3 separate regions of the Homo sapiens genome follow, and all the other regions are linked to region 3. The links are chromatin loops, found by intact Hi-C in ENCODE. Cell type or tissue: Calu3. All regions are shown on one strand. Links, peaks and the distances in the headings refer to the core of each region. The heading gives the core; the rest is flanking DNA. Region 1 overlaps ZEB1 (zinc finger E-box binding homeobox 1). Region 2 overlaps ZEB1 (zinc finger E-box binding homeobox 1). Region 3 overlaps ZEB1 (zinc finger E-box binding homeobox 1).

The links. Hi-C counts contacts between places; a loop is a spot of excess contacts. Peaks named below come from ENCODE experiments on the same cell type or tissue, not always from the same donor. Only the 100,000 strongest peaks of a DNase experiment are listed, where the experiment ranks them.
Region 1: a loop joins it to region 3, with 5 times the contacts of the local background. A loop is called at or near these places in 1 of 110 quality-filtered maps.
Region 2: a loop joins it to region 3, with 2.0 times the contacts of the local background. A loop is called at or near these places in 1 of 110 quality-filtered maps.

The regions. Positions count from the first base shown.
Region 1 is chr10:31,411,738-31,420,393 of GRCh38, reverse strand. All of the region lies in intron 1 of ZEB1 (zinc finger E-box binding homeobox 1), which reads right to left. Among named protein-coding and RNA genes, the nearest start is that of ZEB1, 97 kb to the right of the region's middle. In Calu3, for the core only: no CTCF peak of the experiment used is centred there; no DNase peak of the experiment used is centred there.
Region 2 is chr10:31,481,212-31,489,867 of GRCh38, reverse strand. All of the region lies in intron 2 of ZEB1 (zinc finger E-box binding homeobox 1), which reads right to left. Among named protein-coding and RNA genes, the nearest start is that of ZEB1, 170 kb to the right of the region's middle. In Calu3, for the core only: no CTCF peak of the experiment used is centred there; no DNase peak of the experiment used is centred there.
Region 3 is chr10:31,349,003-31,357,658 of GRCh38, reverse strand. All of the region lies in intron 1 of ZEB1 (zinc finger E-box binding homeobox 1), which reads right to left. Among named protein-coding and RNA genes, the nearest start is that of ZEB1, 34 kb to the right of the region's middle. In Calu3, for the core only: no CTCF peak of the experiment used is centred there; a DNase peak (open chromatin) is centred at 3,878.

The sequences.
Region 1 (8,656 bases), core at 3,121-7,120, 62 kb before region 3:
ACCTGAATGATCTTGGAAGAGGACCCTGAGCTAGATATGAGAATGTAGCCTGGCTGGTACCTTGATTGCTGCCTTAAGCAGAGGAGCCAGCTAAGCAGTGCCTGGACTCCTGACCCATGGAAGCACGAGACAATAAATACGTGTTGTTTAAATCACTAAATTTCTTGTCATTTGTTACGCAGCAATAGAAGGTTAATCCATTAAGGAAGGTCCCAGCTTTTCTAAGAGTAAAGAAGAATCAGGATTTAATTTTTAGGTTGTCCGGTCCTGGGCACATGTGTTATAGGACTTAAGAGTGGCTGTATTTTCAGCAAAGGTCATCGAAGTAGAAATTTAGTAGTATACATTAGAACAAAGAGGAGGTAGGAGAAAATGTAATTAAATTGTTAAGAGATCTCATCTTCACCTAGGATATTCCAGATACTGAGGCTGGGACTACAGACAGGCTAATTCCAGACATACTACTTCGGAGGTATGAGGCCAACATACCGCCTGCTCTACTCAGCTCTGGTTACCCAGACTACAAGCCACTTGATGGCAGATATCATGCCTAACTTATTCATTCAGTCTGTATCCTCAGCTCTCAGCCAGTACCTGGCACAGCTTAAGCACTTCTCGAATGAATGAATAAATGCTTTGTTTTCACCCTTGGCAAGATGAAGCAGCAGTTCAAAATATCTAAAGTTTTATGAGGAAAAATTAGTACAAATCAGCAACACTTCATGATTCCTCAAAAATATCCAACTTAACTCATGGTTAAAGTGCAAATAATTTGAGATGTTACAACAGAGGCAGTGATCTAGTCATCATTCAGCTAACCACAAAATGGTGAATGAGTGCCCACTATGTGGCGGATATGAGAATATGACTCCTGTAACTGATGTCCCCATACTCACTCATTCTACCTGTTCTCTTAGCAAATCTCCACACATTAGCCATAGTATAATTAATATTTTAATAAAACAAGTCATCTTATATTATTCCACTATTCAAAACCTTTTGATGATTTTTTCATTACACTGAGGATAAAATCGAAATCCCTAACTTGGCTGTCCATAATCTGGGTTCTACCTCCCTCTCCGGCTTTACTGCTGCCACAAACCTTATCCCCCCAGGGCATTCATGCATGTTACAGCCTCTGCCTACACCACTGTCTACCACCAGCTCATTGTTCAGATCTCCACTTAAGTTTCTATCTAAATGTCATTTCTTTACAGATCTCTCAATGTAAGTGACCTCTTCTGTACAGCATTTATCTCACAGCTTATAGTTACAGGATTACTTTCTAATATCCATCTCTGGCATTATACTGGAAACTCCATGAGGTCAGGGATTGTGTCTATTTTGCTCAGAGAAACATTACTAGTACTAAGAATACAGGATGAGCATACCTTATCCAAAATCCTTGAGAAAAGAAGTGTTTGGATATCAGATTTTTTTTTGAATATGTACATTATACTTACTGGTTCAGCATCCCTAGTCTGAAAATCTGAAATCTAAAAATGTTCCACTGAGCATTTCCTTTGAGCATCATATTGGCACTCAACAAGTTTCAGATTTTGGAGCATTTCAGATTTGGGACGCTCAACCTGTATACACATTTTTGTTGAATAGATGAAAGTAAATTCCTAGGAGCCTACTCAATCACAAAGGGTGAAACCTATTGCTACTACCAGTCAGAACACAAAGCCCCAGTTAGTAACATGATGTGACTCTAGAACACAATTCCTAACCTCAGTAGAGTACAGAGAGAAGCAAGCAACCAAGGAAACTAACACTTCTACCACCCCACCAAAACGCACAGCAAAATAAACCTTAAACAACATCAAAACCAAACTAGTTCTGTTTTTATTTTTTAAATATTGAGCTAAAGTTAAAATTTTAAAATTCTTAAGAATTCTACTGTTAAGAAAATAAAGGTTTTAAAAAATCACTGATTTAAAATCCTTTAAGACCTGGCTCCTGGCATTCTTCTGCAGCTCAAAGACTGTGCCTATATCCCCCCATCCACTCCGTCCAAACAAATCTACATTCTGGCCTTGGAAAATGACTTCTTCCAACTCCCCTTGGTGTTTTGTTTTGTTTTTGCCACTGGGTATTTGTTCATATTCCCCTTGCAGGAATCCTCCTGCTCTTGTCTGCTGCTTGCCTCTGTTTAGCCATCCCTTCCTCTCAGAGGTGGCGCTGGCATTCCTACATGGGAAGGTTTAGGGTGGCACTCTTTAGGGAGTGCATGCTGGATATTTGACTTCCAGGTGTATTCCCATAGCAAACACACACTGTTACTTTGTTTCATTTGGTATAATTTAGGAGACTGAAGGAGATTATCAGGCACTAAAATTTCCTAATTCCCTCCTTGGTGCAGAGGCTGCTTCTACTAAAAAAGTTTGCTTGACACTCCTAGAAGAGACTAGGTACTCTATACTCTTGTATTTACCTGTATTCAAGAACTTATACTATATTAGGGATGTCTGTCAACCTATCTTTCCCACTAGACTATAAGCAGGCTGAGAGAATAGACTGTCTTTTCATGATTGTAGTCCAGAAATCCAGCAAAATGCCTGGAACATAGTAGATGTTCAATTTTTTTTTTTACTGAATCAAGCACTTTATGAAACCCTATTATGTTCAAAGTACCATATTGGGTGTTCAGAATGAGGAACAGAGATACTGCCTGGTTAAAAATATGAAATGCAAAATATTTAAAATAGCTTAAAATAAACAAAACATCAGGAAATATGGAAGACAGTAAATATTAGAAACTTCTATTAACCAGCATTCCTACAAATCTAAATTTCTAAGTAGAACACCTTATATATCACCGAAGAAGCACTAAATACATTACAATATATTTTCTTATGGTGTGAACTTTTACTGAATAAAGAGTGCTTAGTGTTGTTAAGACAGTATGTGATAAGCCACTCATTAACCAGAATACGCAATTTCCTCTAGATACTCTCAGGATCCAGAATAAAAAGAATGATCCAAGTCAGATGACTACACCAACCTAAACCTCACACCTCACAGGGTAGTTTTAGCTATGATTTTTAAAATTTTAAGGAGGAGAAGGAGTACATCCTTGAAGAGGAAAGATGATGCACTAGGACAAGAAGTGGGAACAGACACACATTGTGCTAAGAATGAATGTTACCATAAGGAGACTGGCATGAAAGAACAAGAATAAGTGAGATTTGGAGAACTCTAAATTTTTAGGCTGAGTTTAGTTTAGATTTGATAACCAACTGGGGACTATAAGTCCTAGCCTGGGGATGGAAAATATACAAATATTGTTTAAATAAATTGTTGGCACATTGTAGGTCCTCAAAGGTCTGCTGAATAAATAAGTTCATGACTAAATGTATTTGAGCAGTGCAAGACTGAGGCATGGTTCTCAGCATGGATGCTGATGTGGTAAACCAGGTATAAAAAGATGAGAGCCAGGGACTAGGGTAGCAGCTATAGAACTGGACAATAATGGTTTTGTAAGTATTCTAACAGCCCAAGTTTTTGCACTGAAGCTCATTTCATTAATCAGAGCAATGCTACCAATAAAAACTTTGGGGGCTTTTATGGTATGATCAAGAAGATGTTTGATGAAAGCGTTTAATTTGGTAAATATGTGCCCATGTTTTTGAGTCATTGGATTAAATACAAAATGTGCAACTGAATTTATTCCTTCTATGCGCTTCTATTTTTCTCTCTGGTGCTCTAAAACAGGACTTAGGTACATTGTAATATCTTTATAAAGCACTTTGATATCTTTAGTCAAATGGCATATTTTAAATTTTGCTTCAATATCTAATAGGAAGAATGACTAAAGAGTTGAGGATTCACATTCCACATTTTACACAAAAACCTACATAATAGTCTTGCACCACACTAATTAAAATGGAAGACCAGAAATGTTGTCTTCCATTTAATCGTTTGGTTCAAGACCATTATGTAGGTAATTGTGAGCTTATGACAAGACTGGAAAATATACATCAGCACAACATCATCTGAGGGTAAGAAATAAATTAGTATTTTATTCTGCTTTGCATTAAAGTAGTAAGCCATAAAAAATGAAAATGCTTAACATTCAATTATATCAATAGCTTAGAAGTCTACAGCACACAAAAAATTAGGAACTCACTTATAAATATATTTAGAACTAAATCGTCTTTCCTAAAGTATGAAGTATTAAATCATAATCAAGAACACCAAAAATAGTCACGATAGTCTTTGTAACTATATGTTAGTATTAAACAACACTTCATATTTGAAATCTGAAAAAAAATCACTTCTTAGATAATCACACTTCTACACAGGGCAAAACTGTAACTGAGAAAATAATTTCAAATGTTTCAACCATTTTTATACCAGCAAAGATAAGAAGACTAATAAGATATTAGTATTTACAACTAAGATTATTAGAAATAATTCCAGTCTCAATTAACAATTAGATATCCCATGTTCTAACGCTCTCTTAAATTTTTGGATGTCAACCTGGACAGCTCTTAAAACACTGGAGAAATTCTGAGTAACTTTTTTATTATTGTATTACAATGAAAGAGAAATCAACCATTTTTGCCAAGAATCAGCTATAAAGTATTATGAAACAAAATAACCAATCAATATTAGTGTTTCTAGATTGCCCTTTAGAAGGCAAAAAAGACAACAAATATCCCAAATACAGATTTTGCTTTCAAATGAAGTTTTCCCTTTATATATATTTAGAACAATCCTTTCGAACTGTATTTATAAAACTGATGAAGGTATGTTAAAGCAGAGCAAATGATAAAAGTCTATGTATGCCAGAAACCAATTACATAACTGAAAAATATCTGATAATTTAAACAAGTCCAATAAGATTTTTTTTTAAATTATAATTTTTTTAAAAGTATAGAAGAATCTTTTACTTGAGAAAAATTAGAAAACGAACATGGTCGAAAAGACTTTAAAATATATGTGATTCCACCACCCATAGATAATGGCTTCTCCCAAAACCTTACCACCACACACACAGGATCAAAGAGATATTTTTCTATACTCGTGATTAGTAGAAGTAGTAGTAGTAATAGTTGCAGCAGCATCAACAGCAGCAGCTAGAATTCTTAGGGTATCATCCTTGCTTAATGTAGACAGTAAAGGGGCTATATATTTTACTAGCACTGTACCATCTTTGCACAGAAATCCTGTTCTCTCTCTGTCGAACAGTTAATTCTATTGAAAACATAGACTTTATATTCCAAAGGGAAACCTTAAAGGCATGGCATTCTACCATCAGCAGTGCCTAGCAGATGAAAGTTCTTTGTAACGTAAGAAGATGGAGGTGGGCAAAGTGGATTGTAAAATGATTTTGAACAAGCAACAATGTACAACTGATAATTTGAATTGAATGAAATCTATGATTCCTGGTTCTCAATAACCTTCTGTGAGTGAGTCTGATCCCTTCATGTTGTTTCAGTTTTAATCTATAATCAATGATTAAGTTTTACAAAGTATGAACAATGCTTTTATCATTCTTTGAGATTTGTGTGCTTTATTTAAATCAAAAATATGGTTTATAATGCTATTTATAACCAAGTGAGGACTGAATTTGACTTTGCTGAGGGAATTTGCAAAACAGAAAGGAGACAGTTATGACAGGTAAAGGGTTTAGCAGAAATATCATGAAGTGTCCACTATGATGCTACACAGAACAGGATATCATGATCAGACATTCTGTAATGAGTTACCATAGGTAGAAATGTGAAAATATCAACTCACAACCTCTAAAATCACTGAGTCATCAATGCAGATACAGAATTAGAGATTGTGCCTTAGTTGAGAAGTAAATTTCATAACTAAAATTAGAACTATAATCAGTTGCATGTAGTAGCCCCTCTAATTTTCAAATTTATTTTAAAGTATTTATGTTTTTATAGGAGCTACATAAGATAGTGATGCATTTGTTATGCTCCAATTAACCTTTTAACAAAACAACTAAAGAGAAAACACCTGACAATCAATTTCATGAGGACAAATTTATAAAACTGTAATCCAGTGTATACATACAAACCAAAAATTTTGGCAAACACCACAATGCATTTAATTTTTTTCATTAAATTACTACCTATTCAGTAGAGTTATTATTACCAGTTGAGAAGATAGAAAAAACAAGTAACATGTACAATTAAAGCTCAACTATTATGTGCCATGCACTATGTTGTGTGCTTTTACACATTAACTTATTGAATTCTGAAAATGGCAATATTGTTTTATTAACTCCATGTTATATATGAAAAAACTAAGGTCAGAGAGATAAAGCAACTTGCAAAAGATTGTACCTATGATTAAAAAGGGTAAAAGGAAACGATAAGTCAAAAATGATTCCGAATTTGCTAGTGCTTGGATGTGCCATCAAGAGGAGAAGGCAATTTGGAAGGGGCGGTCTTTGCAGGGCTGACAGGAAAAGAGGGGCTTGTGGCTATGGACAAGCTCTAATGCATGAGCAGGAAACCAACAGAGCTGTTTAGGGTCAGTTAGAAACACAGATTGGCAGAAAGACCAAGAAATTTTCCCTTTTTTATCAAGTTAATCGCTATGAAATTATAAAAATGTTTAGCCTATAAACAAAATTAAATTGTACTAAATTGCAGTCTTAAAGATACAGACTGTATCTATATTCTTAATAGTCAATATTTTTTATGAGTAGCCCTATTTAGAGATCATATTTTTCTCTTTCAAACTTTTTGCCCTGAAGGAAAACCACTAAATGCCTCTTGGTGGACTCTGCTATCAGTGAGCTCACCAGCCTGTATCAGCTTACTCCTTATCTTTCATATCTGTTTGTCTCATTCCTTTTTAACAAATCTGTTCAGTTCCTTTGTCCAATAGGTTTTGCTTTCTATTTCTACACCACTACCAGTCTACGACCAACTACCAGTGTTTCTCTCCCTCTCTATCTGCAATGACACATTCCCTTCCTTTTTCACTGAAGCTTATCAAAAGCAATTTCTCCCATCATCTACACAATACCTAAAACTCCATCTCCTGTGAAAAGTTTCCCTAGGCTAAAGAAAAAAATGCATTTTTTGCTAGACTATTCTGGCAGATACAAGGGCTTATTACCTAAGAAGCCCAAAAGGCACTTACCACTTTATCAGTATATTCTTTGATTTACGCTACTTGTTTAGTTGCTTGCAGATCCTTCTATATGTCTATACTAATGTTGTATGTTTTAGGCATCTGGTGAACAGATATTATATTTACTTCATTTTTACAGTTAATATCTTGTAATAATGTCATGCAAATGAGGTGTAGAACTAATGCTTCTAATGCTGATTTTCCATATAACCTAAGTATATAATCAATCTTGTGATTTTGGATTAAGATAAATGAAAATCATTTTGTCCATCGATTCTATGGCATTTAAAAATTCCTAAATATATGAGTCTTTAAAAATTGTCTGTTTGCCAGACAAGCAATTGCAGGGTAAGTCAGCTGGCTTTATATAGGGCCTCTCTCTCTCAGTTAGTTATACTTCGAGGATACAGGAGAGTTTTACCACCTTCGCTGGATGAATAACAATACTCCCTGCTTAAACTTTCAGCCAGATGCTTTCTGATATCTGTTGGTATTCTTTACACATCCAGGAGAAACTTTCTGAAAAGCTTATTACACTTTGGACTGAAACCAAGGAAATAAAAAACCAAGCCAATGAGTCCATAGCATTCTATAAGCAGTCTTAAAGAGGTGTGCTTTATCCCATCAATGATAGGCTGGATTAAGAAAATGTGGCACATATACACCATGGAATACTATGCAGCCATAAAAAAGGATGAATTGACGTCCTCTGTAGGGACATGGATGAAGCTGGACACCATCATTCTCAGCAAACTATCACAAGGACAGAAAACCAAACACCGCATGTTCTCACTCATAGGTAGGAATTGAACAATGAGAACACTTGGACACAGGAAGGGGAACATCACACACCAGGGCCTGTCATGGGGTAGAGGGAGTGGGGAGGGATAGCATCAGGAGATATACCTAATGTAAATGATGAGTTAATGGGTGCAGCACACCAACATGGCCATTTATACATATGTAACAAACCTGCATGTTGTGCACACGTAGCCTAGAACTTAAAGTATAATAATAAAAAAAGAGGTGTATTTTATCAATTTTAAAACAAATTCTACAAGTGACATCATAATTTAAAAATTAGTATTCCCTTCTCATTTAGTTTATAAAAGTTAGTTCTCTATTATATGTGTAAAAAAGAGAGGAAAATAAGATATTTTGTAAAAGTAGGACATACTTTCACTAAATCTGCAAAGAAATAAGTAATGTTGTAAATATTTCTCTGCATCCTTTTTACAATTGTGCTCCTGAAAAAATGTTTTAGTCTATATCAGGTGGTTTAAACATAATGAATTCTGGTTGAGATCGTGAAATGGAATTACAAATTTTCAAAAAAAATCTTGTATCGACACATTCAAGTTTGCAAGAATCCTTATGAACTTAAGCAATTCCCTCCCCAACCCCAGTTATTCCACAGTTTATTAGAATAAAAGGTAACTCTCAAATGAAATGATGTAAAAAATTTGGTTTTAGTTGGATTGTGCAGTAAACAAAATAAGCAAAACTTTAGAAAGAAAGAGACCCAGAAAAAGAGCCTAGGTTAGGGTGT
Region 2 (8,656 bases), core at 2,985-6,984, 130 kb before region 3:
GAAGACTGTCATAAAGAAGGTGAAATGAGGGACACTTGGAATGTCGGGAATAAAAGAAGAAGAGAAATGATGTAGTACATATAAAAACTATAAAATAAAGGAGGGAGAATAACAAGACTTACATGAAAGATTTATACAATCCACTTGGCAGGGTAAAAGATTGATTCTAAATAGACTGTGAAAAGTTAGGATGTACATTCTAATCCATAGAGCAACCACTAAAAGAAATCTATACAAAGATACATAGTCAAAACTAAATTAAAATGGAATACTAAAAAATATTCAAATGATCCAAAACAAGGCAGAAAAAGAGGACCAGAAGAGTGAAAATACAGAGAGAAAAACAAAAAACAAATAATAAAATGATAAACCCAAATCCAAACATAAAACATTTTATGAAATATAAATGGCCTAAACAAACCAATTAAGGGCAGAGATGATCAGAATAGACCAAAAATAATAAAAAAAATCCCCATTAATATCCTATCTACAAAAATTTCTTCAATTATAATTACATAGTTTAAAAGTAAAAGGATAAAAAATTCTATCATGAAAAATTATATCATTAACCAGAAGAAAGCTAGCGTGATTATAGTAATATCAGACAAAGTAGACTTCAGTGATAAGAAAATTATCAGAGATCAAGAAAAACATTGCATAATGATAAGAGGGTCAATTTGCCAAGAAAACAGAGAGATCTTAAATGTGTATGCCTTTAACAACAGAGCTTTAAAATAAGCAAAGCAAAAATGAACAGAACAAAAAGTAGAGACAAATCTACAATATTCTTGCAGGCTTCTAATACTCCTCTTGCATTAACTGACAGAACAAGTAGACAAAAAATTAGCAAGGATATAGAAGAACCAGGCAACATTAACAACTAGATCCAAATAACATTTATAGATTTATAGAACACACCCCAATGACGAAATTCACATTCTTTTCAAATGTACACAAAATATTCATGTAGACACACCACTTCCAAGATCATAAAACAAAACAAATTTTAAAGGATTTAAATTCTATAAAGTATGTTCTATGATCATAATGACCAGATGTCAATAGGAAAAAGATAAGAAAATCTCCAAAACACTGGAAATTAATAAACTGATTTAGAGAGAATCTATGGATCAAAAAGGGAAATAAAAAACATCAAAATCTGTGGAGTGTCCCTAAAACACTGTATAGAGGGGAATTTATAGCATTAAATGCTTGTGCTAGAAAAGAAGGTCTCAGATCAAAATTCTGAATTGTGTATTAAAACAACAGTAAACAAGGAGCAAAATAAACCCAAAGCAAGCAGAAAGAAGTAATAAAAATCAAAAAGCAATAAAATTAAAAAAAAAAACAGTGAGACAAAAAGCTGGTTCTTTGTAAAGATCAATGCAATGGACAAAACTGTAGTAGGATCGGTAAGCAAAAAAAGAAGCCACAAATTGCTACTATCAGGAATGAAAAGAGAATACCACTGTAGAACCAGCAGATATTAGAAGGATATAAAGGAATGCTCTGAACAATTGTGTAAACATAAACCTAAAGAAGTGAAATAAGTAAATTCCTTGAAAATCAGACACTAAACACATCCAAGATGAATACAAAACCTGAATATTCCTGTAAATATTTTTAAATTGAATTAGAAAATCTTCCTCCTAAGCAAAACAAAACTCCAGGACCAACTTTCACTTGCAAATTTTATCAGATATTTAAAGAAGAAATAACACCAATTTAAATATTTTTTTTAAGGCCAGGATTATTCTAATACCAAAACCATAGGACAATAGTACGAAGAAAATAAAAGAAAAAGAAAAAGAAAAAAAATTATAGACTAACATACCTTATGAACATCGACACAAAAATCTTCAACAAAATATTAGCAATATACAAAAAGAAAATGATAAAGTGAGGCTTTTCAGAGAATAAAGCCTGATTCAATATTTGAAATTGATTAGTGCATTCCTCCATATTCACAGATTAAAGTAAAACCATATGATCATTTCAATTGATGCAGAAAAAGCATTTGAAAAAAAGCAACATTTATTCATGATGAAAACTTGCAGCGAACCAGGAATAGAAGGGAAGTTACTCAATTTGATAAAGCGTATCTACAAGAAACCTACAGTTAACATTACACTTAAAGGAGAAAGACTATGCTTTCTTCTCAAGATTAAGAAAAAGCCAAGAATGTCCGTTATCACCTCTCTTGATGTCTTGCAATAAGTCAATAAAAGAATTACAGGCATACACATTAGAAAGGAAGAAATAAAAATGTCCCTATTTGCAGAAAACAAGACTGTCTACATAGGCAATGAACTGGAAACCAAATTAAAAGAAAAAAACTTCAAGCCATTCACAGTTCTTATCTCCAAAGAAGAAATATATAGGTGTAAATTTAACAAACTATGTACATGATCTGTATTCTGAAATTATGAAACACTGATGTAAGAAAAAGAAAACCTAAATAAATGTAAACACACACCATGTTCATTAATTGGAAGACTCCTCAACACTTTAAGGAAGAAGTCAGTTCTCTCCAAATTGATCTGCATATTTAACACAAATCAAATCAAAATTTCAGCATGATTATTTTTAATATAAATAGATTATCTAAAATTTATATGAAAAGGCAAAGGAACTATAATAGCCAAAATGATTTTGAAAAATAAAATTAGAGAAATAACATCCTCCAATTTTAAGACTTACTATCAAGCTACAGTAATCAGGATTACGTGGTATTGGCAAAAGGATGGATGTACAGATCAACAGAATGGAACAAAGTCCAGAAACTGACCCACATAAATATAGACAATTAATTTCTGACAAAAATGCAAATATATTCAATAGAGAAAGAATAGTCTTTTCAACAAGCAGTATTGGCACAATTGGACATCCATATTGAAGAAATGAAACTTCACCTCAATCTAACATCTTATAAAAAAATTAGGTCAAAATACAACAAGCCCTAATAAAAAGGTGAAGAAAACAAAGAGAAAAACCTGATGATCTGGAGTTAAGCAGAGTTCCTGCACATGACACCAAGCATGATGAAAATCATGATCCATAAAAAGAAAAAGTGATAAACTAAATCTCAATTAAAACTTTTGTTCTGTGAAAGACTAGGATAAGAGAATGAAAAGACAAGCTACAGTAGTCTTTACTACAACTCTAAAGAACTCTCAAAATTTAATAAAATAAGTAACTCAACTAGAAAATACATGTATACATATGTAACAAACCTGCACATTGTGAACATGTACCCTAGAACTTAAAGTATAATTAAAAAAAGAAAAAAAAAACACTACAGAAAAAAAAGAAAAGAAAATACACAAAAGGTGTTAAGCAGACACTTCACTGAAGAGGACATAATAAACACATGATAAAATGTTTAACTTCATTAGCCATTAGGGGAATGCAAATGAAAACCAAACCTGTTATGAAAACACACCTATTAGAATGGTTAAAGTAAAAAATATCTGATAAAACAAAATGCCTGTGGCCATGTAGAGAAAGTGGATCATCTCTTATTTATTACTGGTGGGATGGTACAACCACTCTGGAAAAGTTTGGCAGTTTCTTGAAACATTAAATATATACAACATATTATGCAGCAATCACACTTCTAAATATTTACCCTAGAGAAATGAAAACTTAACTTCACCCCCCAAAACCTGTATACTAATGTTTACAGCAACTTTACTCATAATCTCCGTAAATTGGAAACAACCCAAATGTCCTTCCACTAATGAATGGATAAACTGTGGCACACCCATACAATGAAATACTACTCATTAATAAAAAGGATCAAACTATTGATACACGCAACAACTTGAATACATCTGAGTGAAATAGAAATGTTTCATATTGTATGCTGAGTGACACAGATTATGTTTCATGTTGTATGATTTCATTTTTATAACATTCTCAAGAAGAGAAAATGATAGCAAAAGATCACGGTTGCCAGGATTTGTGGTAGAATGAAAATGTGACTAAAAACGGGTAGCACGATAGTGCTCTGATGATGGAACTGTTCTGTGCCCTGATCGTCATGGTTGCTACATGAATACACTTATGTGTGTGTCTGTTTGTGTGTGTGTGTATTAAAGCTCAAATAAATGAATATCAAGTCAATTTTATAGTATGTTAATTAAAAAAATATTTCCTGAGGTCTTAACACTCAGAAAAAAAAAAGAAACTTACTTTTCTAGTTCTAGGTGCTAATTCTGTAAGTAGAAATCCAGAAGAATAGGAGTGTTTACAGATTTTTAAAACTATTTTAATGTTTTGGTCTCAGTTATTTGAAAGACCAACTGATAATAATACACAATAATGTTTTTGTATTTAATCAATCCACAAGTAGTACAGAAATCAGATCCAGAAATCTTATGAGTAGTTTTACTTTAGGAATAAAAAGAAATGAGGCAGTGGATAAGGGCAAACGCTTTAGAGTCAATTATTCCTAGGTGAAGACATTGGCTCTACTGGGTCCGTGAGTAGACTTTGGGGAGTGATACAACTCAGTTAGTCCTTAGTTTCCACATGTATACGACTAGAGCATTACATCACAGGATTGTTGTGAATACTGAGCTCTCGTTTAGCCCAATGCTTAGCACACTGCAAATGGCCATTATTAGGGATTCTATAAATATACAAATTGTTTTGAGACTCTTAAAATTATCTTTATTACATGTAGAATTTGAAGATCATCTTGTCTGAAACATTTTCACCTCAAATTAATTCATTAAATTTTAAGAGCAGGGTATAAATGGATTGACAATTATAGGAATGATTTAATTAATTAACTAATCCATTCATCCAATTCACTATTTGAGGATCCATCAGCCAGAAACTCTATAGATGTTGAAATACAAAATTGGAAAGACCACTAACATCAAAGAACAAAGGTTGGGGGAGAGAGAGACAGAGAATTACAACATCATTGCAAAAGTGCTGCAACAGAGATGTATGTCATTGGATTACATGATAACCTAATTACCATATTTTTTCTCTAAGTTGTTCTGAAGGAACTTATATAACAAACAGTGACATATTCTTATACAATAGTGATAATGAGTAAAATAATCTAAGGAAATAACATTCAATTTCAGTCATCTGTGTACCCTCATTATCATTCCTTTTCTGTCAGCCAGCAAGAAAAAAATATTCATTTACCGTAAAAACTAAGAATAACCAGCCCACATACAGTATAGGCTTGCTAAACATTTTGACCCTAATCAGTTAAGTAAAATATCCGAAGTCCTGAATCATCTGAGTGACTTATGATAGTACGGAAGTTAATGGCATAGTTTACAGACTCAGACCGCCTGGTTGAAATTACAGATAATAATTACTATCAGTGACTCTGGTAAATTACCTAATGTCTTTTGTACTTATTTTTTCTCATCCATAAAATAGGGCTAAGTAACCTGCTTCATTACAGTATTGCAAGGATTAGATTAATATATAAAACACAATTTAGAACATTACTTGACACAAACTGCTCAGTATAGTTATGATTATTAATATTAGCCAGTGGTTTATGAACTTGTGTGATTTTTTTTACATTGTGGTCTGCAGAATAAGGCATCCATGAAGATGTCCACATCCTAGTACTCTGACCCTGTGACTATATTACTTTAAATGGTGAAATGGACTTTGCAGATGTGATTAAAATTATGGACCTCAAGGTGGGGAGATTATCCTGGATTATTTGGGTGGGCCAGTTAATCACGAGCTCTTAAAAGTGAAAGAGAGTGAGGCAGGAGTGGAGATACGATATGAAACAAACTTGACCTGTTTTCCTGGCTTTAGAGAAAAGAAGTCACAAGCCAAGGAATGCAGGTACCCTCTAGAAGCTGGGAATGGCCTTCAGCCAGCAAGGAAATGGGGTCCTTGTATGATCAAAAGGATCTGACTATGCCACCATCTGAGGAAGAAAATGAATCTTCCCCATGAACTTACAGAAAGGAATACAACACTTAGATTTTAGCCCAGTGAGACCTGGGATGGACTCACAACCCACAGAGCCAAAAGAAAGTAAATTTGTGTTGTTTAAATCGTAAGTGTGTTGTCATTTGTTATGGCAGCAACAGAAAACCAATACAGGTGGTTAAATATTTATAGAACAGAGAGAAGAATGAAGATAACAGCAATCTGCCAGCTAGCTACAGATAAGATTGCCCTGCAGAGGTCAATATTTTTTTCTTTTTGCTGTTTTACTTTCATCAGATACTATGAATCTGAAAATCACCAGTAATGTAGTAATTACCGGATTCTACCTTATTGGAGGCCATGGGAAATTAAAAAGAATATATGATATGGTAACTTCTCTTAAGATGTTTCTATATGGATGGGCATTGATACTGACAGAATTACCTCTGCACTGCTCTATTATATGTATGGATATCATATTTAATGTATATGTATTTTTCTGTTGGACCTATAAGAAAAAAAGAATAGCATGCTTTGGAATCAAATAGACCTGGGTTTGAATCTTGGCTTTCCATTACTTAATGTACCATCTTGGCAAGATATTTAACCTGTCTGAGCCTCATTTTCCTTATTTTTAGAAAGGAGCCAACATCTATCTCACAGAGCTATTCTAAGTATGAAAATAAATAATATTTGGGAAAGCAATTAGCATTAGGTCTGTACAGGTACACTCAGTATTATTTTTCTTACCCAATATATGAAATGTGGGATTGCCACTGATTGTTAATTTATTGTGTCCAGCCTTCCCAGTCCTCCAGTGTTTTAGAGAAGAGGCATATTCTCTCAAACCCCAACCAGGCCTGAACAGAAAAGCCTAATGAAAGCAGAATTAGCCTGATTTATCCTTGCCCCTGAAGTTCAAGGTATCGCGACCAGGTCTGAAATGTGCGGAAGTAAGCTGGCACTCTGCAACATGGAGGCAGATCAGGAAAAGTACAAAAAACTTTCCTTTGGGGCAAGATATCTGACATTCTTTTAGGCTAACAGAATGGGACAAGAGTCAGAGATCTAGGAATGATCCTCTGACCTACTATGCACTTTGTAAACTGAATTATTATTATATTCCAATATTTTTCCTTTTGTTTTATTACTGCTTATTAAAATATTTTTGAAAATTCCAACTTTTTTCAGGTAATACATACTAACAAAGCCCAAGGAAAGGATTTTGCTTCATTTTGATCAGAAATTTTCAAAGTATCTCAATTTGAAAAATTTCAGACTTACAGAAAAGCTGTAAAAAATCAACATTCTTGTATACCCTTTAACCAGTATCCCCTAAAGAGAACATGACATAATCACAGCAGTGTTATGAAAGATATAAAATTAACATTATACAATGCTATTAACTTATCTAGGGACCTTATTTGCCCTTTTCCAGTTTCCCCACTAATAATCCTTTTTTTTTTTTTCTGGCCCAGGAGCCAATTTAGTATGCTACACTGTATCATGTGTCCATAACCTCCTGTAACCTCTACCAAAATTTGATAATCCAATCTGTTTGTCTTTGACAAGTTGCTTCTGTCTTTATTTGTATTTTATGACCTTGACATTGACACTTTTGAAGCGTACTGGGCACTGATTTTGTCATATGCCCCTCAACTTGGATTTCTCTGATGTTTTCTAATTATTAGATTGAGGTGATGTATTTTGAGCAAAAACAGAACTAAAGCAATAGGTGCCCTTGTCAATATACCACACTAGTGGCACATGGTATGTCACTATGTCTTATTACTGGTGATATTATCATCTGTAATTGATCATCTGGTTAAGGTGGTGCCTGCCAGGTTTATTTTTCCACACCAGTTGTGATGTTTCTCTTAGCAATTATTAATTATCTTCTGGGAAAATACTTCAAAATTATGCAAAAAATCTTTTTTCTCATGACACTTTCACCCACTTATTTTAATATCCATTGATAGTTCTTTTAAACAATTATTACCATGATATTTGCCTAATGGTGAGTCTCCATTTCCATATTTACTTATTAATTTATAATTGGATTTCTACTGTAAGGAAGACCTGTCCTTTCCCTCCCAGGTGTTTAAGTATTTATATCAATACAGATGGATGGATATTTCTTTTATTTTCTGGATTATAATAATGCTATCATTATTTATTTTGCTGCTAAAATTGCTCCAGAATTGGCTATTGGGAACTCCTTCAAGTTGGCTCCTGTGTTTTTTTGACATGCTCTCATCATTCATTCATTTAGTCATTCATTTTTTGAGATGGAGTCTTGCTAAGTTGCCCAGGTTGGTCTCAAACTCTTGGTCTCAAGCGATCCTCCTGCCTCAGCCTCCCGAGTAGTTGGGATTACAAAGCCTCCTGAGTAGCAGGGATTGCAGGTGCATGCCGCTGCACCTGAAATTTATTTTTACTTATTTATGTGTACTTACTATTCTAGGCTCATCTTCCATTTTCCCTGCCCTAGATATAGAATCAGCCATTTCTCCAAGGCGGCATAGTACCTTCTACTGGAGAATGGTATTTAAATCCTAGATCTGGGTATTATCTATGTTCACTACTACTGGGTGTCACTGCTTTCATGTCTTGTTAGTAGGCAGGGCTTGGAAATATATGTATGTACACTAACATACCCCATCTATATTTTCATATTTATCTGTTTTTATATATATTCAGAACCATAAGTTCATACTGATACTTCCAATTC
Region 3 (8,656 bases), core at 2,347-6,346:
TTAGAATTTTACCCATTCCTAGCTTTAAAAAAAAACCATATGCTACTTTTTGTATATTTTCCTGATTTCCTACAGTGATTGTGTATTACATGTGCTATTGGGAGCAGAGTTATTCAATCTTAGTGTACCAATATGACCTCTTCTTGATCATCAGTATAAAAAATTATGCTTTTAGTCTAGTAATGCTTTCAGGGGCCCATGATGTACTCAGATCGCTATGTTCTTATAGCCTGATTTTGCTCCAATATCAACTGTCTCTTGTTCCTGCTGTACTCTGCTCACAACAGTTTCAGAGAACCACTACACTCTCATCTACAGTTCATTGGTTCTCTACGCCCTGTGCATTCTCATCCTACTCTGAGTTCCCAGTTATACACACGCAGATGGCTGAAGTTGCTAGAAGTATGTTCTGAAGCATATGAAAATTATTCTCAGGACAGTGAATTTCTTTTTGAACTTAGTTTAAAAATATAACCTAGATAACTAGTTTTGTACTTCTTTTAAAAAGTATCTCATTTATGCCTTCCCTTCCTCCCTTCTTTTGGCATTCACTTTTCCTAGAAATACTTTTGACCTCTTACTTTTAAATAGATATTGAAGATTTCTATATGGTCAAGGCTATAAAACAACAGCCTATGGGCCAAATATATTTAACAGGTCGATTTTGCCCTGTAGAGTTATTGTCACAGAGTATCTTAAAAACACCTAAATTAATTACCAACTAATTTACATAAAAATCTGTATTTTAGGATCCTTTGGAAAAACTGAAATATTGGGTAACAATCAGCCTGAATACTCCCATGATCACCATCAGATGGAGCAGAATATTAGCTGTCCCTCTACTCAGTTAGATGAGCACAAATTCTCTAAAGCCCCAGTCTCATTATTATTTCCCTAAATGGCCTAATTCTTTATAGTTAAGGCCCGTATAGGTAGTTGACTATGGTATCCCTGATACAACAGGCTAGTAACAGCCATAGGTACATGAAAGAAATAAGATTGGTTAAGAAAGTACAGAAGTTCATAAGGAATTCTGTGAAGTCTGTTTCCAAAATGTTTCCTCCGGCATCTTTTAATTTAACCAGCAGTCTATCTCTAGAGCCAATGATCCAGCAATAAATTCTCTGAATAATCATGAAAAAAGTGTTTCTTAATAGAAAGCTATTTGAAACAAAAGGGTTAAATTCTTCATGTAAGTTTCAATCAATCAACCAATAGGAAAATCCTAAAGAGTCACCTTCCAAATCTGATATTCATTAATAAGTGGTGTAAACAAGATGACCTGCACTATATATATATATATATACACATCATATATGTCCAAAATTACTTATGTGTTTTATGTATAAATCAGGAAGTCAAATTATCTTTTAAAACTAAGTTCTCCCTATACTCCCTATATTAGTTAATGAAGTCAAACAATAACAAGAATTAGCACAATTCAAAAATTATTTTTTAAGGAACGATGTTTTCTAAATTATATTTATAATATAGTCACTTCCTCCTAACATTAAGTACAAGTTACCTGAAAGTATTTTAGAGATAATCTTATAATCAGATTCTATAGGTGGAACAATAACAATACTATTAATAGTTTTACATTTCTGTCAAATACAAGGCTTTGTTCACATCCCAAATTTCAAATCTATTCCCTTCTCTCCAGCTCCACTGCTGTAACCATCATCTCCAACCTGGCCTACCGAAATAGCATCTAACAACAATGCTTCTATATATACTATAGTCAGACTCATGATTTTCAAATGAAAAATTTAATCATGGCATACCCCGATGCTTAAAACCTTTCCATGGTTTCCCAATATCCCTTAGGATATAGGTCAAAAAATCCTGAAGAATGCATAATCTCTTTCCTACATTCTTCTCTACATTTACTTATCCTTCTTTTCAACGCTCACACTGGAATCTTTTCAGTTCTTCCTTTTACTTTTGTAGATGCTATTTCTGTTGCCTGCAATGTTCCATCCTAACCCTTCTCCTAATTCCTAGGCTTAAGCTAACTCATGCTGATTCTTCCAATCTCAGCCCAAAAGTTATTTCTCATGTCCTACCCTCAGTTCACATTCAACACTCCCCCACCATCCCAGAGCAGGTTAAGTCCGCCTGTTATATTCTTTCCTATCATCTTACAATTTCTCCCTTAATGCTCATCTTAGTTATAATTATTTGTTTAGTTCCAAAGCTGCTGGTTTCGTGAGGACATGGAAAGATATCTGTCTTGTTTACTGTGTTACACTATCATTTAACACAATGACTGGCAAGAATAGCATTTAATAAATATTTGTTGAATAAATGAGTCTCATTAAATCAAACCCACAGATAAATGAATTATTGTTGAAAATGCAGCATAGTATACAGCACAAATATCTGGAAGTCCTGAAGACCTGGTTCATGATTCCAGGTGGACTACTTGCTGTATGACTTTAGGGCTCAAACACCCAGATTCTTTACCTTAATAAGAATATTATCCAATGCCTGCTCTGTCTTCCTTAAACAGCTGCTGAGAGAAAAAAAGGAATAATTTACTTTCTCAACTCTTAAAGCACATTTTTTTCACAGTAACATTTTTCAAATCAATAGGAGTCTTACCAAAGATATCAAAAGAACTTTTAATAACAAAGGAGATACTATACAAAATACTATAATGCTTTGTATTACACCCACGTGTATTATTGTATCTCTGTGTGAACTTAGACATGACTAAGAATTTACCTTCTGTTCACTTATCAGCATCAACAGAACTATGCACAGCTAAATTTTAACTTAATTTGAAATCCCTAAATTACCTCTTAAAATGTCTTTTAAAGATCACTATAATGCAGCATTGAAACAAAAAGTTATTATACATGCAGAACTTTCTGTGACATGTGGCTGAATTATGTTTAATGAAGGTTTCACAAGTGATAATTCTGAGCAGATACCAAATATCTGGCTGTTAAAGTCTTCTGGATGACTTTCAAGAGAAGTTATTTAACTTCTAGTGAAATGTAATATAATTAGTAAAAAAATTTTAATTAAATAGGAAATGGAAACCTCGCCAAAGTAATTCCTGGACATGGCTCAGAACGACACTATCAATCCTAAAAGTGTTAAAGATCAGGAAGAGCAGCATTTGCTACAGTGCCTATGGCCCAAAGGAATTCAGAATAATCCTTAGAAAAATTCTCCTCCTCCCCCAAGAAAAGTGTTTTATTTTTCCAAAAAGAGACATTAAAAAGTTGTTATGAAATCAAAGAATGTGCCTTACAATTGATGAGCTTTTAGAATCGAGAAAATATAGTAATATGCATGAACATATTCTTTAAATTAACTGCTATACAAACAGGTAATTTTAAAGGTGCCCACTTTGTGCTAAGTACAAAAAAAGTGCTTTATATAAAACTTAAAAGCTTCTCCCAAAGTCACTTATAAAGTCAGTGTTTGAAAATGAAAAGATGAAATGGGATTCCAATATCATTGTTTCAGAAGAAATAAAATGTTCCCCCTAACGCTGAACAGACAGACTTGACAAAACTAAATCCACTTCTTTTGCTCTGTTCCCACTTTAAGCACTGCCCACATAATTCATAACACTGTCATTTGTTAAATTCTTTAAAATATTCTGAGAAACTAATTCTAATATCTAATCACTAGCATCCAAAAGTTCTTTGTGTCTATCCTCATTCTTTCAATTATTATATTCAATGTAATATTTCACTTGATTTTGTATTTTGCTGATACTGTTTTAAGCAATATTCACCTCAGTCTTATCTTCAAGAACAAATCAGGACATGTGCTTTCAGTTAATCTTCTGTAAGTAGTAGTACTGGTTTTCTGTGACTCCTTCTCCTGGTGACCAAAACTATGTATTGCCAATATGACAGGTTGGTGGTGCTGGTGACTAATGAGACTAAAACCAACAAAGCTGACTCATAATCAAACCTTTGACTGTGACTATTCAGTACCTGTTTTAAAATATTTTATCTCTATTCCTTCTTTAGAAATGATCATTGGAAAATTATCTCTTTAGACTTCTTTCTCTGATTCAGTATCTTAATCTCTTTGGCTAGGTACTTGTCAATTTGATCATAAACAAATTCTGGAATTGACCTAAAAAGATGGCTTAGGAAAGCTGTAAGATTTTTCTGCAAAATAGAAGGTAGAACAGAATGTAGAACTATGGCAAATAGCCACTTGTTTCTACCAATTAGTAGCTCATTACATTGTGAGTAGCCTATATACAGTGGTTTATAAAGAATTCTAGCATTAGACAGATGCTTGTATTAGAAGATCTATAAATTATGTTAATGTTATAAACTTTATTCAGATTGGAACTATTGAACTATCTTGGTAAGACAAAGACTTTAGATGAATTATGATTTATCTTTAAAACATACCTTTAAGTATTATAATCACAAATATAAAAATTAAACATGAGGGACATGGGAAAAGAAACAGGATGGGAGTAATGGAATTTCCAGCACTACGCTGTGTACTTCCAAATTATCTCACTTAACTGTCAATCCTGTGAGGTTGATACTACTACTGTCATACAGATGAGAAGACAGTGGCTGATAGCTCTTAAGTGACCCTAGTGTAAATCCAGTGGTCAAATCCATGTGTGCTTGACTATACCAGTTTCTGAAATGTGGTAATGGCAAATACCCATGCTCAGCAAAAACTGCACTTCCTTGTGGTAGTTTGCATTTCCATAGATGGCTGCAACAATACATCCCAAACCATTTGCTCTTCTACAGTGTAATCTTGCTACTCCATCTTTAACAAATGAAGCCTATTTCTCTTCCTGTTGATCTGGGCTGGCCTTGTGACTTGTTTTGATCAACAGAATGGGCAGAAGTAATGCTAAGTAACTTCTAAATATGGCCCTTTAAAAGGCTGCAGCTTCTTTGCCCTTGGAACATTTCTTTTTGGAATCCAGCTACCATGTTGTAAGCAAGCCCAACTAACTTCACAGAGAGGCACACTTAAGGAGAGCTGAGGCACCCAGGCCACCCCCAACTGTGCTCCACGCCAGCAGCCTGCATCCACTGCCAGCTATGTAAGTGAGGCCACTGTGGACTGCCCTCTTTCCTAGCACCCCAGCCAAGACCACACAAAGCAGAAGACTCACTCAGTCAACTCTCAAAATTATGAGAAATAATGAATTACTGTTGTTTTAAGCCATTAAACTTTGGGGTGGCTTGTCATGCAGCTACTAATGAAGTGAAACACTCACCATCTTCCTTAGAAATGTATTTCAACAATGCCAGTGTTGGCACTAGAAGGGCCAATAAGAAGCCAAATTTTTGTTTTTTTGTGACTACCGAAATAGAATTATGGAAAATCACAGTAACGCTTAAATTTCAATAATTACTAAAAGTTACACTCATTTTACATTGAAAAACAACATGGTTCAGCACTTAAAATCACAATGTTTCATAAAATCACAATGACTTTGGATAAATTTAATACTGAGTGAAACACTAAGTCTTATGAAAATAAGGGCAACGCTTAAAAGTTTGAAAAAGAAAGGCAAATAGGTAACAGAATAAAGTCTGATTATATCAAAATAAAGCTCATATATTTGATTTGTATCCTATGTATTATGAATTATATGCTTTACATGTATTATATAGCCTATGTATTATGATTATGGGCTATATAAAGAATTAGTATACAGTAAAACATACTACATTGAATTTTACTAAACATAATGTTTTGTCTTATTTAGAAACTTCTTTAAAGATAAACATTGTATTTGGTGAAGTATCAGTATACCAGCAAAATACTACTTCATAAAAATTTCCAGTTGACAGAAGTCTGGATTACAGTCCGTTGCCTTATTTTAAATTTCTGTTATACAACTGTAAAAGTCTTGTTATACCATGAAATATGCTGAATACATGCAGACTTAAAGGAATATTTTTAGATAACCTCTGAAGGATATCAGATAATTTATTACAAAAATAAGGATTAGTTAATTTATGAAGGATAAACATAATTTCCAGTAGTGACATTATCAAAGAAGATTATTGTGCTAGAAAGACAATTGCCCTGACCCAATAAAAGAGTCTCTTATGATTTAAACAGCAGAGAGAAAATAATCTAGCGTAATTCCAATTTTGGTGCTATAATAAAAGGTAGGAAAAAAAGGAAGTCCACATAAATACCTAATACAGTCTTCATAATTCTTAGAAAATAAAGAATTCTAAAATAGCAAGTAAAGAATTTTGAAAATTCTATGCTTATCAGACTGATGCTGAAAAGTTATTTAGTCTAGTAAAAAAGCATTTCTGAAAAAACTAGAAAAAATAAATGATTTACTCAATTTTAAAACTTAATTTTGTTTTGACGCAGACACTACGAAAGATTCTATATCCAGAAATAAAATCCTATTTTGCTAAAAAGAGATTTCCAGAGCAACTGTACCGTAAGAGTAAGGTCTAGCAATTTACAACTACTATATTTCTTTTCAGTTGCTACTAGAAAATATACATTCAAGACAGATTCTTAATTCTCTTCCATGACTCCAGATACTCAGCTAACACTGAGGTTGAAACTATGCCCAAGTCCCTGCATATTCACACAAGGTTGCTATTTGGCTGCAAAGGAGCCTTTTACAAGAGAGAAAGTGAACATAATGGGGGAGAAGGGAACTGAAGAGAAAGAAAAAGCTGCTTTTGTGCCATATGAATTATTTATTCAGTCAAGCAATGAACTCACTACTTCTAACTCTAACAATTTATCAGAGAACTCTAAATAGTGAACTCAAAGGCTTAGTTTGAAAATTATCACTATTCAGCCAAGCTGTAATTTTTTCCACTTGAAAATGTTTTTAAAACATAAATTGTATTTTATCCAGTAATTTCAATTTCCAATTTATAAATTTTATAATCAGAGCCAAAGTGTTAATTTTTAAAACAGACCCAAAAAAAACCCCAGATAATAACTTTCATCACAGGCTATTAGGAATTAACAAACTACTCATTTTTTGTTATTCTTAGTTTAGGAAGCTAATTATAGACATGTCAATTCATGAAACCTTAAATTATTACTATTTGTGTTCAACTGATAACCAAGTATCTTAAACTAGTTCAAGAAAACCTTTATTCATCTGGTGAGTGCTGTTGAGATTTATTTTACCAAAGTCTCCATGAGGTAGTCCTGGTTCTTGATCAGTATAGACAGACTAGACTCAGATTTCTCCTACAATCAGTAATGATGTTTAGTTGCCTAAATTATTAATAGAGATTAAATCACTTTGGAATAAGAATAGAGATAAGGTACTTGCTTCTTGAAAAGAGAAATAATCAGGTCCAATCTGTGCCCAAATGGCCTTTTCTTACATATCAAAGATAATGCAGAATTTTTGCCACCTTTCTCATCATAAAATAATTTACTTAAAAAATATGAATATAATAGAGAGACCACACATTTATGGTCAATTGATTTTCAATAAAGATGCCAAGAACACACAATGGGGAAAAAACAGTCTCCTCAATAAATGGTGTTGGGAAAACTGAATGTCCCCATGCAGAAGAATGAAATTAGACCCTCATCTCACATCATTTACGAAAATCAACTCAAAATTGATTAAATACTTAAACATGAAACCCGACACTATAAAACTCCTACAAGAAAACATAGGGAAAAAGCTCTCTGACACTGGTATGGGCAATGACTTTCTAAATATGACCCTAAAAGTATAGGCAACAAAAACAAAAATAGACAAATAGGATTACATCAAACTAAAAATTTCTGCTCAGCAAATAAAACAATCAAGAGTGAAGAGACAACCTGCAGAATGGGAGAAAATATTTGAAAACACACCATACAACTGATAAGACATTAGTATCCAAAACATGTAAAAAGCTAAAGCAACTAAATAGCAAGAAAATAAATAAACCTAATAAAAAAACAGCAAAGGGTGCAGACATTTCATAAGGGATGACATACAAATTGCCAACAGGTATATGAAATAGTGCTCAGCATGACTAATCATCAGGGAAATGCAAATTAAAACCCAATGAGAGACTACCTCACACCTGTTAGAATGGTGATTATCAAAAAGATGAAACAGAACAAGTGCTGATGAGGATGCAGAGAGAAGGAAACCCCTGTACGCTGTTGCTGGGAATGTAAATTGGTACAGCCACTATGGAAAACAGTATGGAGGGTCCTCAAAAACTAACATTGGAGCTATCATATGATCCACCAGTCTCACCAATAGTTATAAATACAAAAGAAATGAAATCAGTGTGTTGATGAGGTATCTGTACTCCCCTGTTCATTTCAGCATTATTCGTAAGAGCCAGGATATGGAATCAACCTAAGTATCCATCAACAGATGAACTGATAGAGAGAATGTAGTATACGCACACAACAGAATACTATTCTTCCTTCAAAGAGAAGAAAATCCTGTCAGTTGCAACGACACGGATGAACCTGGAGGACATTATAATAAGTGAAATAAGCTAAGGCACAGAAAGAGAAATGCCAATGATCTCACTTATACGTGGAATCTAAAACAGTCTAAATCATGGAAGCAGAGAGTAGAATGGTGGTAACCAGAGGCTGGGGTGTAGAAGGGGTGGGGAAATGTTGGTCAAAGGATACAAAATTTCATCTAAACAGGAGGAATAAATTCAAGAGATCCATGGTA